Regions from separate parts of the Mus musculus genome. Here region 1 is linked to region 2. Evidence: chromatin contacts called from ENCODE POLR2A ChIA-PET data. All regions are on one chromosome and are shown on one strand. The core of a region is the stretch at or near the end of the contact, and the rest is flanking DNA. Distances in the headings are between cores, read along the strand shown. Region 1 holds the start of 4732471J01Rik (RIKEN cDNA 4732471J01 gene). Region 2 holds the start of Cic (capicua transcriptional repressor).

Evidence for each region. ChIA-PET counts read pairs that join two places held with the same protein, here RNA polymerase II (POLR2A).
Region 1: POLR2A ChIA-PET joins it to region 2 with 15 read pairs in Patski. The contact joins the promoter of 4732471J01Rik here to the promoter of Cic in region 2. POLR2A ChIA-PET finds 5 or more read pairs at or near these places in 3 of 5 experiments (Patski and embryonic stem cell).

Annotation. Positions count from the first base shown.
Region 1 is chr7:25,393,376-25,396,075 of GRCm38, forward strand. It overlaps 4732471J01Rik (RIKEN cDNA 4732471J01 gene), which reads left to right and starts at 1,338. Exons shown (of 7, transcript NR_015569.3): 1 at 1,338-2,578. It also overlaps a transcript of Lipe not described here.
Region 2 is chr7:25,266,340-25,269,039 of GRCm38, forward strand. It overlaps Cic (capicua transcriptional repressor), which reads left to right and starts at 1,360. Exons shown (of 21, transcript NM_001302811.1): 1 at 1,360-1,417. It overlaps Gm45974 (a long non-coding RNA gene), which reads right to left. Exons shown (of 3, transcript XR_001778066.2): 3 at 1,994-2,058.

The sequences.
Region 1 (2,700 bases), core at 88-2,587, 130 kb after region 2:
TGCCTACTGTGTGTGGTCCTGGAGACAGACCCTTGGGCTTTGTCCATGCTAGTCAGGTACTCCAGTAATAAGCTACATCCCCAGCTCCAGGATTTTTCCTTTTATCATACTGGCTTGTTTACAATGTTTTGTAAATGGGTGAATGAGAGAGGTTGAGACAGAGTTCCACTCTGTAGCCCTGACTGACCTGCAACTCACTATGTAGCCCGGGCTTGCCTTGAACTGACTCAGCTTCCCAAGGACTGGGATCAGAGGTGTGCGGCACATGCCTGGCAACAACAGTCTTATTACCATCTGTGTCCTCAGCTCTACTGAGACTGCCCTGCTAGTTACAGAAAGCCGAAGCCTGGCACCTCTAGGTATTGAATGTCTGTCTCGGGATGAAATCTTTGTGACTAGAGCCTTTTAGATTCAGAATTAAGGTTGAGGCATACAACAGCTGTCAGCTCCACACTCCCTGCTCTGAGAAGGCTGAAGGTATCCATCTCCCTGCCCTCACTGGACAGGTACAGGAAACCCAACCAGCTCAGTGCCTCTGTGTCTCTGTCGTCATTTGGGAAATGGGCTGATCATAATGACAGCTGTCTCATCCAGTTACTTGTGGCAAGATCACAAGGATAAATGACGGCTCCAGCCAGTCAGGATACCCTTGGGGCAGAGGTGGGATCTGATTCACAGGTCTGAGGCCTGGCACTAGGAAGGGCCTCAGGAAATGACAGTCACTTCTCAGAGCTGCGAGCCTTTGTGAGTGTGCTTACCTGAACCCCGTGCAAGGGAGGAGCCTTACTCAAGCAGATTCTTTCTGACTCCTCATGACACTAAGGGCAGCTTGGCTATTAACAGCTCCACGTCACACTTCACACATTCCTTTGCTTATCAATCTAATAAATACTTGAATGTCCATGTGTCTGGCATTCCCTGTAAACAAGGCAGACACAACCCTACTCTTAGGGAGACCAGTGTCTAGTAGAGTCAGACACTCTACTCAGCACACTCAGCCAGACAGTAGACTTACATACACCTCTCCAAAACACACACATTTGAATCTGACAACAGCCCTACAGATGCCTGTTGGGAGCTCAGAAAAAAAATTGAGAAAAGGTCCCTGTTCATTACTTCACATTCATAGCAATTTGGTACAATGGGTCTTTGCGATTGAGGTTCCATATCGCTTCAAAGCATAGTGTTCTGCTATGTGTCTTTGTTGGGGGATAGGAGGCTTCAGGGTCCTGCTTGAGCTCCAACACTTGTCTACCAAAGGAGGATGAGGAATGATGAATTTGGGGGTTTTGGGTCTGGTAAGCCATGCCAGGTTTTTTCTGGTTTTGCCTGCACAGGAACCTGTCCCTGGAGTCTGATAAAGATCCATGGACTGCCGGTGGAGCTGCATAGCGGAGGGCTTGCTTAGTGTTCACCAGGCCCTAGGTTTGGCTGTAAGCAGCGCCACAAGACAGACAAAACTCATAACCAAACCAGGACTTAATGCCTGCTCTGATTGAGCCATGCAAAATCTTTGGTTGTTCTGCCACTGTTTCTCCAGCCTTTTGGATCCAGGGAAGCTAAATGGTAACTCCCTCCTTTCTCTAAGGACAACGTAAAAGTTCTCATGTTTTGCAAGTCGCCCCAGGGTTGCTGGGTTGATGAAGGTCGATTGTCAAAGAGCAGATGGATGGATTCACTGAGAGAGTAAGAAGGGGCTGCAAGGAGCTCTTCCAATTACCGGATGCCCCTTCTGCCTACCTTTTGCATTCTATTTATTTAGAAAAAGCGGTTAAAAACCCTTCTACGTTATTCTTTTAAGAGGGCAGAAGACATGAAAACCGCTTGAACCGAAACAGAAAACACTAAAGGCACAGCTCTTGGCCACACAGAAAAAGGAACCTGAGAGAGAACCTTATTCCGACAGACGAGCATTTCGGACACTTCCCCAAAGACCGCACTGGGACAGACGTAGTCCTTACGTCTCGGTGGGGCATTCTACTCTCACATCACCCCCCCCCCCACGCGCAGGACGGCAGTGGATCAGTCCACGGGTCTCTTCCCCCTCGTGGAAGTGGGTCAGTTCCCCCAGTCCCCAGTCCCCCGCAGGATGTGCGGGATTTCTTTTAAGCTGTTACCGACTCACCTTTGATCTTGCCTTTTCGCCACCGCCTGCGACTGCGGTTCTTCGATCCTTCTTTGCCCTGCTTGGAGGCCTGGGCCCCCACGGGCGCCGATTCCACGGCCGGCTCCATCAATTCTTTCCAGTCCTGGCGCGGGGCCCAATTCCAGCGATCAAGTTCCTCTCTTAGAGTCAATCCTAGTTACACACCACTGCCAGGCCCCCAAACCATCCAATCCTGGGCAGGCTCCTCGCGGAGCTCCGCCTTTAATGGGTGGGGCTGAAGGTCTTGGCCCGCCCATCTGCTCAGATTAAAGGAACCGCGCAGTGCACCGTAACGACAAACAAAAAACCAAAAACCAAAAACCAAAAAAAAACCCGCAGTCCTGGAAGCAGCGAGAAGTGCCCTCACAGCAGGAATAGTGAGGAGTCGCGTTAGAGTCACCCCAACAAAGAATTCTCAGTCATCTTGTGCAGGTGCTGACCCTCGCCATCTCATTCACCTTTCCTTGAACCTGGCCCGCCCACTTGCCCCGGGAGCCGGAAGAACGGGCGGGCGGGCAGGGGGCGGGCAACCCAAGGCGTGGGCGGGGACCGAC
Region 2 (2,700 bases), core at 110-2,609:
TTCCCGCTGACTCCTTGCCCACCTGAGACTAGAGACCCGTTCCATGCAGACAAGGGATCAATAGGGTCTGCGGCACGGTGGGAACTTCCTGTAGATATCGAGAAGTTGCCTCACTGTAAGTGCCATAGATAATGGGTGCTTTTTGCATGTCCTATGTGAAGCAGCCATATATCCCAGAACATTCTCTTACAGAGCATAGTGCAAGCATAAGGAAAGCAGAATAACTAAAAGCAGCTCAATGAGAAAGGGGTTTATCTCAACTTATATTTCATCAAGCCCATCTGAAGGGGCGTCAGGGCAGGAACTCTGGGCAAGAATTCAATGGGGAAGCCATGCAAGAACCCTTCATAATGGCTTGCTCTCCATGGTTTGTTTCGCCTGCTTCCCAGGACCACTTTCTCAGGGGTTGCACCCACCCACAATGGGTTGGACCCTCCTACACCAACCACTAATTAAGATAGTACTGCACTGACTTGCCTACAGGGCAATCTTTTGGAGACAATTGGGGTTCACTCTATGTCAGGATTTGGTACTTGTGTCAACTTAAAAACTAACCAGCACCAACAGTAAGATGTGCTACAATAGACCAGATGTGTGTGTGTGTGTGTGTTTCACTATTACAGTCTTGAGTATCCATCATATGCAAGAGAAACCTTCATTAGAGGAGGAGTACACCATTCTCCATTATCCTTTGATCCAAGGGAAACCTGATGGGAAGACTGAAGCTAGGGATAGTCACACCTGGTGTAAACTCGGCACCGGGGCAACAGCTGTCTATGCCTCAGAGGGTATGTGGCACATGCTCTTCTCCTCACCTCCGGTGTGACACCCACCCCAAGATTTTTACACATCTTTCCTCAGGTGTGAAAAGCCATAGGGCTATTCGCCTTCGGAATGAAGTGTGAAACCCCAGGAAGTGACGCAAAAGAAAAGTTTGGAGATTGGAGGGTGCGATCAGAAAAGTGCGCCGTCCTAAAATCAAAAAGTCTTGGAGTTGACATCACGGCCACAGGCCACGCGGGTTGCCAGTACTGCAGAGCGCGCTACCCTACAACCGCAGGTCCTCTCTCCTTCTGGTGGCAACAGGGCTTTCCGCGGGGCCGCGCCAGACTTTTTGAGACTGTTGATTGGCCGTAGTCCGGCCACCCGACAGCCAATCATGCAGAGGAAAGGTGACATCACTAGTTCTCCTCCCATCCCCCTACCCCAAACTTCTCTACTCTGGTTTACCAGCACCAACAACCACGTGGGGGAGGGGTAAGAGAGTAGAACCGGTGAGGTCATTGCACCGCCCCTGCCGTTGCTGATTGGCTGCGGGGCTCGCGGGTGTCGGTTGGCTGCTCTTTGCACCTCCCCCTCGTGCCGCTACAGCCGCCTCAGCGAGGAGCCACTGGCGACGCCAGAGCCAGCAATCCGGGTGAGTCGGGGCCCTGGGTCTAAGATGTTCCCAGTGTCCAGCGAGACTCAGGAGGAGCTGCCCTTTCCGACTTTTTCTCTTCGCCCGGGTTCTTTGGAGCTCCATGCACTCTGTCACATGGGAGTTGTAGTCTGACTTATGCTTCTGACTACGGGCCGGATACAGAAGAAGACTACTATTCCCAGCAGGCATTGCGTTCAGCTGGTCAACAAACCCTCGGGCCACGCCTCTCGAGCTTGTTTATTGGAGGGCATATCCTTTAGTCCCGCCTCCCTTCATTTTATTGGTTACTGTCCCTCGCAGGGGGTGGTTTCTTGCTTAAGATGGATGGTGATTGGGTACTGTAATTGTCATTCGGCATATAAATAGTCTGTTAATTGGTTAAAGGAGGTGTCCATTACTTGTTGTAAGGTAGAGTTCTAGGCAGATCAGGCAGTCGTAGGCTTAGGTTGGTGTCGGTCCCGGAGGGAGGCCGGTCTTGGAATTTGACCCCGCCCCTTGGCGCTGCCGGAAGAGCGCAATTGGTGGTAGCAAGTGTCGCTTGCGGATGATAGGCGGAGCCGACTAGACAGCGAATATCTATTGGTCTAGGTTGGCGCCGGTCACCGGGGTTGTGGCCGTTTATTGGCTGGTTGCTCCAGCTGTTGCAGGTCCATTCACCATTTTGTGTGTTGGAGTAAAAAAAAAAGGGAGAATCGAGAGGGAGAGCCGGAGGGGGGGCGGGGAGGGACCGGACCGGACTGAGCCGGGGCCACGGCCCCCCGCCCCGAAACCCCGCGGAGCCCGAGGTGAAGGGCGGGGCTAGGGCTGACACTGCGTGGGGGTGGAGGGGAGCTGGAGGCCGAGAGGGGACAGGTGGCAGGGACGGGAAAGGGGTACAGGGCAAAAGAGGTGGGCGGAATGGTGTGGGAAGGGGTGACAGAGTGGAAGAAGTGGTAGGAAGTGGGGAGTGACAGAAAAGGAGCAACTAGGGGAGAGTACTGATAACAGGAATGGAGGGGTAACAGGATTAGATCAGGGTGACAGGGAGAGGAAGGGGACCGAGTTGGAGGGGGTGATAAAGAGAGGCGATGGGCAGAGGTGTCAGATTTGGAGGTCTAGAGATGGCCGACAGAAGAGTGAATAGGAGGAATAGGTGATATAAATAAATGGGGGTGACCAGCGGGGGGGGGTAACAGGAGGGGGCCTAGTATCTGAGAAAATAAGGTAGAGGTGGTGACAAGATGGGAGAGAGTGGCAAGCGAAGATGGTGTCAGGAGGGTGGATGGAAATAGAGAGGATGA